Regions from separate parts of the Homo sapiens genome. Here regions 2 and 3 are each linked to region 1. Evidence: chromatin contacts called from ENCODE Hi-C or POLR2A ChIA-PET data. All regions are on one chromosome and are shown on one strand. The core of a region is the stretch at or near the end of the contact, and the rest is flanking DNA. Distances in the headings are between cores, read along the strand shown. Region 1 holds the start of GUCY1B1 (guanylate cyclase 1 soluble subunit beta 1). Region 2 has its middle 37 kb from the start of GUCY1A1. Region 3 has its middle 120 kb from the start of GUCY1A1.

Evidence for each region. Hi-C counts contacts between places; a loop is a spot of excess contacts on that map. ChIA-PET counts read pairs that join two places held with the same protein, here RNA polymerase II (POLR2A). Pooled maps may share reads with other maps.
Region 2: a loop to region 1 is called in a pooled map, with 2.3 times the contacts of the local background. The contact joins the enhancer-like site here to the promoter of GUCY1B1 in region 1. A Hi-C loop is called at or near these places in 1 of 168 maps with a recorded cell type or tissue (ovary), 10 of 37 single-sample maps with no recorded cell type and 10 of 50 pooled maps. POLR2A ChIA-PET finds 5 or more read pairs at or near these places in 4 of 52 experiments (GM10248, GM12878, H1 and 1 more).
Region 3: a loop to region 1 is called in a pooled map, with 1.9 times the contacts of the local background. The contact joins the enhancer-like site here to the promoter of GUCY1B1 in region 1. A Hi-C loop is called at or near these places in 1 of 37 single-sample maps with no recorded cell type and 2 of 50 pooled maps.

What each region holds. Positions count from the first base shown.
Region 1 is chr4:155,757,280-155,761,114 of GRCh38, forward strand. GUCY1B1 (guanylate cyclase 1 soluble subunit beta 1) reads left to right here and starts at 1,742. Exons shown (of 14, transcript NM_000857.5): 1 at 1,742-1,864; 2 at 2,508-2,581. The coding sequence starts at 1,862. It overlaps LOC105377506 (a long non-coding RNA gene), which reads right to left and starts at 1,136. Exons shown (of 8, transcript XR_007058484.1): 1 at 911-1,136. RefSeq lists silencers at 1,920-2,069, 2,520-2,789.
Region 2 is chr4:155,627,853-155,631,504 of GRCh38, forward strand. No RefSeq gene overlaps it. Among named protein-coding and RNA genes, the nearest start is that of GUCY1A1, 37 kb to the right of the region's middle. Within about 2 kb of position 1,424, at least 2 of the 41 ENCODE cell types and tissues checked have a DNase peak (open chromatin) inside an H3K27ac peak, as active enhancers do.
Region 3 is chr4:155,541,922-155,546,059 of GRCh38, forward strand. No RefSeq gene overlaps it. Among named protein-coding and RNA genes, the nearest start is that of GUCY1A1, 120 kb to the right of the region's middle. Within about 2 kb of position 2,775, at least 4 of the 41 ENCODE cell types and tissues checked have a DNase peak (open chromatin) inside an H3K27ac peak, as active enhancers do.

The DNA of each region.
Region 1 (3,835 bases), core at 492-2,991:
TAGTGCTTGGGTGACAAAGTAATCTGTACACCAAACCCCCAAGACATGTAATTGGCCTATATAACAAACCTGCATATGTGCCCCTGAAACTAAAATAAAAGTTAAAAAAAATTCAGTTATGTAACAGTAAAGAAAATTCATCTGTGTAGAAAAATAATCAAAAGATACAGAAAGTTATAAAAAGTAAGAGTCATGGCCATTCCAGCCACTGGTTCTAATTACAGACGATAGCCATATCAACACTTCCTGTGTTTCCTCCCAAACCATTATTCTTACAGCAACATGTATGTGCCTGTGTTATTACCCACATAGCACCTTACTGTATACTAACTCTAAAAAATGGAAAATGATTACATTCTTGTGGTGTTTTGTAAACCTGACAATACTTTTCTGCATCATCATTTTCTAGTCACCCTCCTGCTTTTTCATGGTTGTTTAATGTGCCATTTTAATGGTTCAAAATTAGTGGTTAATTGTTGTTAAATAATGATTAATGTTTTAATAGTTGTTTAAAACAAGGTGTTAGATTGTATGAAAGGCTGTAATCTATTTACTCATTCCACCAATAATGGAAATTTTTAAAGTAATTTGTTGTTTTGTTTGTTTGCTACATGCCACTATTTCTGTATCAGTTTCCTTCATCATAGCTCTCTCGGTGCTGATGTCAGCACAATCTTATTGTTTTGACATTTTTCTCTAACCATATTGAGACTGTTCTCACAACAAAATATGCACATCTTAAAATACCATCTGGCTTCTCAGGTCCACTTGAGACTGGTGACCTCACTTTTGACCTTGCCCTAAAAGTCAACTGGAGTCCATATACCTCAGGTACAAACAGCTTTAATAAGCTGCCACTTCCTGTTCCTCTCATCTTCTCTCTATGGCAGGACTCAGAGCATTAACTAACCTAAGGGCCTGGTAGAATGTAAGCTGGAGGTAGAGTAGTTAAAGTCTGTGCATTTTGTACTGGTCATTTTCCAGTTCGTCTGTTGCTAAGAAACAGCAACAGAGGCCCGCTCTAGAGGGTTACAAACTCCCTGGAATTATGGCTCCCGGACATGGTGTAGGGAAAGGTGTCCCACAGGGATCAAGCCTAGAATATCGCTGGATCTTGTACAGTTTAGTAAAGGGCAGGACTGGATTTAACATAACGTCCACCAAACTACATTACTGAAAATTTTTGGTGCTTCACTCAACTAGTCTCATTGACTAGAAGTGAAAATATGTTTTTCTCAATATTACCAGCTTTAAATTTGCCATAAACTGTTGTGGGACCAAGCCACAGAGGAAATGTTTTTCCGCTAGACAAAGATAAGCATGAGGATGCCAGCAACAGAGGATATTCCTTTTAAGGTCTGTCCATTGCAAAGTACACACGTACACGCTCACACAACAAACACGCCCTGTTCCCTTTTGCTTGTGTTAACCACTGAGGGCAGATCTCTGAATAATAATACATTTAGTGGGTCCACAAGAGCTGCATTTCCTCTGCTCCAGAATTCATGCAAGGAGCACGGCTGGGGCTTCTCCACTGTCATTGTTATGGCCTCAAATGAAGGCCTTGTCACCAGGCGGGGGCGGGAAGGCACTGGAGCGCAGCAGCATTGAGAGCATCCGAATTCCCTCCTCTGTCCCTGATTGGTTGAAGAACTGGGGAGCACCGACCAGCCCCCTGCGGCTCGACTCGCCATTGGCTGGGAAGAGGTGGCAATCAGGGCGGGCCAAGGCGGCTGTTCTCGCTCCAGCTCGATGCTGCCTCCCCGGCCCGGTTGCGCTGTAGCCGCTGCCGCCTCTGCCTGGGTCCCTTCGGCCGTACCTCTGCGTGGGGGCTGCCTCCCCGGCTCCCGGTGCAGACACCATGGTAAGTGCTCTCAGCCGGGTGCGGCCCGAACCTCACCCCTCCTCGGCCGGCCTGGCAGCGAGGGAACTGGCCGCGCAGCCGGAGCTTGGCTCGGGGGCCCTGGGCGCTCACTGCCGGCCACGGGAGCAGCCTCACTCCTTGCCCGCGCCCAGTCAGGGGAGGTGGGAACGCCGCGAGTCGTGGCGGGGGCGATCGGTGCCTTTGCTTCCCAGGCGGGTTTGCCGCTCCACACCGCAGCTTCCTGAGCTCGGGAAGGGGAGGTGCGGCGGAGGCGTGGGGTCTTCCCGGCTCTGGCCGGCCCCACCAGTGTGGGAGGCTGAGCGCCAGCGGAAGGGAAGGCTCCGGGTTCGCGTCCCCGCGCTGCCCCCGATGCCCAGCCTCTCCCGGAGCGGTGACAGGTGAGGAGGGTGGGAAGATAGCGTGGGGGTGGGGCGGATGGTGACGGGGAGAATCCACCAGGGATTGGGGGGTTGCGCCCCCACGATCCGACTCCTTTAGTGCATAGTACCCCTAAGGGAGAGGAGTCAGGGGCGGGGTGAAAGGTTAAGCCAGCGCCATGGGAGCAGAGGCAGCAGCCTCGCCCCCAAGCCGCTTCTCAGGTACAGCGGGTCCCTGACGCTCAAGTCTCTCCCTGTCCCCGCAGTACGGATTTGTGAATCACGCCCTGGAGTTGCTGGTGATCCGCAATTACGGCCCCGAGGTGTGGGAAGACATCAAGTAAGTGGCCGGCTACCCTGGCTGTGGCCCAGGTCGGCGCCCAGTGTGGGAGGCCCCCCGCGCCTCGCCTGGTCCTCAGCCTGCTGGCCGGGTCGCGGGCGCGCATCCTTGGAGGTGCCTCCGCGCCTCGCTCCCGGCTCGCTGCAGCTGCGCTCCCACGCTCCGGGACTGGAACCAGGAGGGGAGGGGCGGCTGGGGCGGGGCTGCGAGGGCGAGAACCGCGGAAAGGAGCCCCTAGGGGTCACCACGGCTTCCCGACCCGGCCTGAGCGTGGGAACGCGCTGCCGGCGCTCCCAGGCTCAGCAGGCCGGGCAGCTCCCACGCGTGCAGAGCCCCGAGGGACCACACGGGCCTCCGCGAGGTTCCTGCGCCCGGAGGCCTTAGAAACAAACGGAAGACTTTGGCTCCTTTATGATTTACACACCTGGCGTAAGTTAGGCCTTTTTGGTATGCTGAAACACGCGGGAGATTATTTCTTGAGCAACAGTGAATTAAGCGCATTTATTCATTTTTAAATAAAGTGAAAATTGGAAGTTTTTTGTTTTCCCCAAATCCCACTGCCCACCCCCCCCGCCCCAACCCCTATCCCCCGTTTTTTTCTACTGTGTTGAAGACTTAACAGTTCTAGGAGGCATTCTACTTTCAGTCCTGGAGCTTTGAGCCCAGTACTGGGGATGTGAACGGAAATACCACACCCACCTGAGAGTTTAAACCTGTTGGAATGACTGATGGGTCAGCATGTCTGCAGGCAGGTTGACTATTTCACTCTAATAAAGTTGTCTCTCCTTTTTCCTCTCACTCTCAAAAAATTTGCATTTAACTTATGGTACAGCTGACCACCACCAACTAGCTACTCCAAAACCCTATTTATGGATTTTCATATTAGAGCAACAGTCAGACTATCACATTGTAACAAAGGTGGAAGGAAGGGTTTCCTGGGTGGGCAGATGGGAATACACTGTTATTATTCACTCTGATTTCCTGTACTTAGTGATTTCATTTTGTTGTCTCAGGTAGGTGAGGCTTCCATGCTGTTTTTCCCTAAGCACATTACAATTATTAGCAATCAATTCTAACAGGCCTTATTATGCAGTTACATGATGGTGATTTCTCATAACGATCTGTTTCCATAGAAATGACCAGGGTTATATATTAAGCACGAAAATGTAACTTTTCTTTCCCCTGGATCTGTATCACTGAGCGTTTCTTTCATGTTTCAGAAACCATTTGTATTATCCACAGGGCATATTACCT
Region 2 (3,652 bases), core at 174-2,673, 130 kb before region 1:
ATGGCATAAATAAAGGAAGAGTCCCAACGTGAAACTCAGTATAGCTTAAGACTTGATTTTTATATAGCTTGAGCTTAGACAGTGAGGCAGAAAGAGATATAGCATGAAGCTGGGTCAATAACCATGAGCCAGATGGGGCAAGCTCTACAGGCCACTTTATTTATTTATTTATTTATTTACTTACTTACTTACTTACTTAAGACAGGGTCTTGCTCTGTGACCCAGGCTGGAGGGCAGGGGCACAGTCATGGTTCACCACAGCCTCTATCTCCTGGGACCGAGCACTCCTCCTGCCTCAGCCTCTCACATAGCTGAGACTATAGGCCACATTAAAGAGTTAAAACATGATCCTAAATCCTTTGGGTAGCCATTGATGGCTGACTGTAATGTGGAAACTGAGTGAGAAACAGGACAGATTGCAAGAAGAGGGGCCAGTCAGAAAGTGTAGGCCTAAATCTAGGGGAAAAATCATGGAGGCCTGACCTAGATAAATGCAGTAAGAATGGCAAAGGCCCACAGGATTTAAGAAGTGTTAGAAAAACTGAATCATCAGCAGCTGGAGAGTGCGTGGCTATGAGGGATCACAGGGAGGAAGAAATGATACAGTTCAAGTTTTCGTTTGTTTAGTAAAGGATGACATGAATCCCCATACAGAAAACACAGAGGGGAAGCAGGTGAAGAGGGAAGACAGTAAATTCCTTTTGGAACAGTTTGACTCTGGCTCCTCTGGAAGGCATTCAAGTAGAGGTATCCAGTAGGTGGATACACATTTAGGTTGGAGGCTACAGAAGAAGGGAAATCTGAGCTGCAGATACAATGATGGGAGTCATCAAAGTACAGATGATGAGCAAAGCTGTGGAGGGACTGAAGTCATTCAGGGAGATGGCATGAAAGGAGAAAAGGAGAAATAATAAAAAGATTATGCAGCACAACACTAAAACTTTTTCTGCAGAGAGATTTTCTGGGGCCTTTATTAAAAGCTTGTATTCCAGCCAGGTGCGGTGGCTCACGCCTATAATCCCAGCACTTTGGGAGGCCGAGGAAAGCGAATCATGAGGTCAAGAGACCAAGACCATCCTGGCCAACATGGTGAAACCATGTCTCTACTAAAAATACAAAAACAAACAAACAAAAAATAGCCGGGCATGGTGGCGTGTGCCCGTAATCCCAGCTACTACAGAGGCTGACACAGGAGAATTGCTTGAACCCAGGAGGTGGAGGTTGCAGTGAGCTGAGATCTCACCACTGCACTCCAGCCTGGCAACAGAGTGAAAGTCCGTCTCAAAACAAAACAAAACAAAACAAAACAAAACGGCATGTATTCCTATACCTTTATTATTCTGTCGGTAGAGGAAGGGCATTTGTTCTTAAAGAAGAGTCAGAAGTCATACTCCTCAAGACCTCCCATAGCATTCCACATAAAGTGGTCTGGAAAACAATTCATCAGTGAGTCAGACAGTTTGGGTTTTAGCTCCCTACTTTGCCTCATAGCAACCATGTGTCCTTGGAAAACCCCTTAATCAGCCATGTCTTAATGCTGTCATTTGTACAACAAGGATGCTGGCACCTCCGCTCCATATTGAATCAGGTTGACAGGATTAACAAAGCTACATAATATAGGTGAAAAGCCCTTTGGAAGCTGAAAGTTCTTTTAAAATAATTATAGTTAATATCACAATGTTCACTCTAGAGCGGGAGTGGGTGGGGGGGAATTCCTAAATCTATTTTGAGATCTCATAAAATATGGAGAAAATAGAAAGTCCTTTGCCAAACCTCATAAAAGCAAAATTGACAACATTTCTGACATGACTCATTCTTCCTTTGAAAACTAACTATCAAATCAGATAAGGGTCAACTCATTTTAAATAGAAGCTTAAGGAACATAAAACTTTTTTTAAAGTATTTTCAAAATGAGACTGCTATTCTTTTTCACATTGTTCATTTGGGAGGTGTCTATTAGTTATACATAAGTTATCCTATACATAAAGCTCTAATCTCACCCTAGTCCTAATGTTTAAATTTTCCCTTCAGGCAGATACATTTGTATGGTGGCAAAAGTAGTCAAATTTTCCAATTATGTTTCTCAAACCTTCAGTGATCTTTCTTGTGGTGCTCTCAGTATTAACCAAAAGCTTTGAAAATCCTTACATTTATTTTTTAAATTCCAGAAGATTTATCTAGAGATGAGAGGCATTTGGAGTTAGAATGTTTATACTGTCAATGACTCAAGGAATGTATTTTCTATAACTTACATTTTCAAGCTGTAATTATAATTTTTTTCAACCATTTTTAGCTATTTGGATTACAGCCAGTCTTCACTGTCACTGTTTATGTGTTTGAGTTCTTGTAAACTCTGATTTAGAAACACTCTAGAATTCACTATCCAAGCAGTTTATAAGAAATTTGACTCTTGGTTCGTATGTATGTTAAGTGGTTTTTTATAAACTCTGCCAAGAGTAGGACTTATGCTTTCTGCTATCATCTCTCCACTTTATTTTTCTAACCGAAAAGTGTCCCAAACATGAAAACATTATGCAAGGCTCCATGTACCACAGAAAGTATTACCTATGTTTTTTTTTCTTGAGACAGGATTTTGCTGTCTTGCAATCATAGCTCACTGCAGCTTCGACTTCCTGGGTTCAAGAGATCCTCCCTGCTTTAGCCTCCTGAGTAGCTGGTACTACAAGTGTGTGCCATCACATCCAGCTAATTTTTGTAATTTTTGTGGAAACAGGGTCTCACTATGTTGCCCAGGCTGGGCTTGAACTCCTGGTCTCAAGTGATCTTCCCACCTGGGCCTCCCAAAGTGCTGGGATTACAGATATGAGCCACTGGGCCTGGTCATTAGCTATGATTTAAAGGGAGAAAAATAAAACCTTCACTGAACATTTAATTAAATTTCTTTTGGTTTTGTGTGATAGAATGTTAAATATATATATTCAGGGATATATAAATAATATAATTTGTTTTGACTTTTCAGTTAATTTCTAAGCTGTATTAGTCCTAAGGATAGTAAATATTAGGTACTTAGATGGGCCATCACTCACCACCCACATCCCAAACATCAGAAACCCATCATTACACATTTTCTCAATGAGGACTCAGAATCTTTCTGAACACAGCAGCCCAGGCAGCATCTTTTTTTTTTTTTTCCCCCCCTCAGACAGTGTCTCGCTGTCGCCCAGGTTGGAGTGCAGTGGCGCGATCTCGGTCCACTGCAAGCTTCGCCTCCCGGGTTCACGCCATTCTCCTGCCTCAGCCTCCCGAGTAGCTGGGACTGCAGGCGCCTGCCACCACGCCCGGCTTTTTTTTGTATTTTTAGTAGAGACGAGGTTTCACCATGTTAGCCAGGATGGTCTCGATCTCCTGAGCTCGTGATCCACCCGCCTCGGCCTCCCAGAGTGCTGGAATTACAGGCATGAGTCACCGTGCCCAGCCGGCAGCACTTTTTGATCAACTAGAATTTTCACATAAGTTGACACCTATTTGCCACCCTGCGGCCAACAGTCACGATAAGTAATGAATACCAATAATCATATATATATTTCATCCTACTAATCTACAGCAGACATATCTTATATGGAAATTTTATCTTTGCATATTAAAAAATCTTACTTGTGACTTAATTTATGCTACAAGTACTTAGACAACT
Region 3 (4,138 bases), core at 1,525-4,024, 210 kb before region 1:
TTGGAAATAGGGCTCTTGCAGATGAAATTAGTTATGATGAGATCATACCGGGGTAGGGTGAGCCCCTAATCCAACATGACTGGCGCTCTTTTAAAAAGGGGTGATTGGACATAGACAGCACACAGGGAGAGCTCCATGTGAAGATGAAGGCAGAGATGTGGGTGATGCAACAGAGAAGCCAAAGGATGCCAAAGATCCCCAGCAAAACACCACAAGTTACAGGAGAGACACAGAACTTCACAGGCCTCAGAAGGCACCAACCCCACAGACAACCTGATTCCAGACATCTAGCCTCCAGAACTGTGAGACAGTAATTTCTGTGTTTCAGTCATGGTAGCCTAGCAAACTAATACAAATATGGTCACTGTTCTCAAGAAACGTCTGTCAGGGTTGTTGCAAACCTATCTAAAATATAACTAACTACATACATGCACTCAGGAAAAATGAGTAACATCCAAGGATATTCTGCCCAATGTCCCCTTCTTTTGTTCTTCTTGTTTCTTGCCTTTTTATCTTGGTATCTCCACACTTATGGAAGAAATATATCTGTTTATATCTTAATAAAAAAGATCTTGTAATTGAATTTCACCACAAACCCATAGTAGTTCTGGTGAGCAAAGTAATATTAAGTGGGTGCAAAATTAATTGCGATTTTGCCATAGGAAAAATACCTATGGCAAAAACCGCAATTACTTTTGCACCAACCTAATATAAGCAATCATGACCTCCTTCCCCATCTCTGGGTGTGTCTACAGCAACCACTAAAGGGGCATGGCAGCATCTTGCTAAAAGACCTCTGCTTGTGCGCCTTCCCAAACCCTGAGTGAGCAGTGTTGCTTGCTCTGGGAGCTCATACTATTTCACATATTTAAGCTACCCTCCTTCAGGCAGAGGGTAGAGGAAGTGTAGGTAATATCTAGGTATTTTTTCACATTATTATTATTTTTTGAGTGGCTCACGCCTGTAATCCCAGCACTTTGGGAGGCCAAGGCGGGTGGATCATCTGAGGTCAGGGGGTTAAGACCAGCCTGGCCAACATGGCGAAACCCTGTCTCTATTAAAAATACAAAAAATTAGCCAGGCGTGGTGGTGGACGTCTGTAATCCCAGCTATTTGGGAGGCTGAGGCAGGAGAATTGATTGAACCTGGGAGGAGGAGGTTGCAGTGAGCCGAGATCGTGCCATTTTACTCCAGCCTGGGCGACAGAGCAAGACTCTTTCTCAAAAAAGTAATAATAATATAAATAAAAATAAATAAAAAGAGAGAGTGGCTGGCTATGATGGTGAATTCATAAAGCAAAATACTTTGGCAAAGACTCTTTTACCAGAGATAAATTTCTATCCAGCCCTTGCTGTGGACAGGGCTTTTGCAATCTGTGTCTCCAGGATTGCAAGCCTTTGACTGAATCTCAGCTCCTGCATCTTCCCACTGCTCCCTACAGTTGGCCTTTCCAGAGCTGAATATTCTCAGTATTCACGGGTCAGATGAACTGTCAGGATGTCCTCTTTCCTCTGTCCCCTGAAACTCTGCTCTCAAGTGGTAGATCCAACACTTACAGCTGATCACATGGAAGATTGTAGAATAGATGCACTCAAATAAAGGATCCCACCCAGCTTGGCCTGAACTGAGCTTCTTGGTCTGACTCAGCTGTTGCAGGATGTGACTCTTTGAGAGCCATTAATTTCTAGCCTTCCCCTCACTTCCTGTCTTAGTCCATTCAGGCTGTTATAACAAAATACCTTACACTGGATGCTTTGTAAGCAATAGAAATTTATTGCTCAGGCCGGGTGTGGTGGCTCATGTCTGTAATCCCAGCACTTTGGGTGGCCGAGGCAGGTGGATCATGAGGTCAGGAGTTCCAGACCAGCCTGACCAACATGGTGAAACCCCATCTCTACTAACAATACAAAAATTAGCCAGGTGTGGTGGTTTGTGCCTGTAATCCCAGCTAGTCAGGAGGCTAAGGCAGGAGAATCACTTGAACCTGGGAGGCGGAGGTTGCAGTGAGTCGAGCTCGTGCCACTGCACTGCAGCCTGGGTAACAGAGCAAGACTTTGTCTCAAAAAAAAAAAAAGAAGAAGAAAAGAAAAAGAAAAAACGAATTTATTGCTCAAAATTCTGGAGGCTGGGAAGTATAGGATCTAGGCGCCAGCAGATTTGGTGTCTGGAGAGGGCATGCTCTCTGCTTCAAAGATGGCACTTCTGGCTGGGTCCTCATGTTGTGGATCCAAAGAACAAACATTCCCCTTCAGCCTCTTTTGTAAGGACACCAATCCCATTCACAAAGGTGGAGCCCTCATGACCTAATCACCTCCTAAATGCCCCACTTTTTCATAACAACATATTAAGGCTTAGATTTCAACATATTAATTTTGGAGGAAAACGAATATACAGACTATAGCACTCCCAACCCCAGAGAAACTGTATAAGCTGCATAGGTGGCCTTGATGATAAAGCTAAAGATATAAACCACATAATGGGCTTGAAGTTCTCACTAAAAATGGGATAGTTGATCTCTGCTGAAATTAGCTATCTGGAGAAGTAGATATGATTTGCTCCAAATCACACACTGAATACAGCTGTAGAGAGGGGTGTATCCCTATGAGCCTAGAAATTTTAGCTACAGTTACCCTGAAGGAGAAAGCACAACACAGGAGCCAGCTGACCTCTGAATTTTATTCTGGTCGGTGGTGGAGGAGCAGCTGAGAACAGGGGCAGGATGCTGGGGAACTCAGGATACAGAGCACTCGTCCCCGCTCCATCTGTAGACAAAAAGCTCAGGAACCCAGAGCTAGAGGATACCAGCTGGGGGTGGGGATGGCCTAATTTCCAGCAGCTGCAGTTGAGAAATAACTGTTAGAGTGCACTGCCAAGCTGCAGAGCTGGACATCAATGTCAAGGGCTAGGGCAGGGACAGAAACTTCAGTTTCTGAGACAATCGCACCCCAGGGCCCACTTCACAGGTCCAGCGGACAGAGCTCTAGCTCAAAACCTCACACGCAGAAGCAGGCCCCTTTCTTGAGGTTTAATGCCTTTCTGTCTCATTCTTGAAATTCTTAATAATTTTATCTTTGAATTTGTGTTTTGTAAGTGACAGCTAATGGGACAATCAAGCATTTGCTAGGGGCTTAAAACCTCCGCTCATGCATGTCCCGCCTCCTACTGGCACACTTTCCATTGCTGCCTTTCTGTCTCTCTGTAATGGGCTTTTGGTTACCTGCTCCCCAGCAACCACTGCTGCCCTCTGCCCCCAGTAGGGGCCTGAGCGTGGGAACAGGGAAGGTTAGGGCAGGTGTGCAAGGGCCCCAGGAGTCTGTAGTGATCTGCACTTAACTGCTGAGTATCCCCATGTCCACGGAGCATGACGCTAAATAACAGATAAAAAATACAATAACATATCCAAAGATACTTGTAGAATGCAGAAGGAAGAAAGAGCTTTTTTTTCCCGGTTTTTGAATAAGGGACCACATTTGTATGGGTTTGGTGCAGCTAGAATGTGGATCTCTGCCATGGAAAAGTATCATTTGCAGGCAGTATCATATCATTTTAGTCAAGCATGAATACAGGCCACCAGAGCTGGTATCCCAGACAAGGGGAGTGGCAAGTTTTGTCCTCCACATCTAAAGCGAGTTTTCATTTGTGTGATACTTTGATGGAATTAAGAATATTAACAATTCTTACATAACAACCAACAGTGTTCTACAGAAGATTTATATGACAGGAACGAGAAGCAGCTTCCTTTAATTATATCTAGATCTCAGTTTGGCACACTTCCACATCCTTCCAAAGGCAATTTTAACTAAATAGCACATTGCAGGACTGTGCAAATTATCTTATGAGAATTTATGAGGAATAGACTATGCACAGTAGCTCATTTTCATTATTGATTTCATTTTCTCCATATATTTTCCTTATATGTATTATTTTCTCTTATGTTTATAAAATGATGTGTTTTGTGATATATGTATTCATGTACGCATATTTTATATATGTTACACATTTATTTATATAGACTGGTACATAGCTACACAAGGTTCCAATAAGAACAGCCTCATATGGATGTTTCGTAGGTTTATATCTTCATTCCTCTAATCCAAACTAACATTACTTAAGTCAAAATAATTTTTCAAATTTTCTT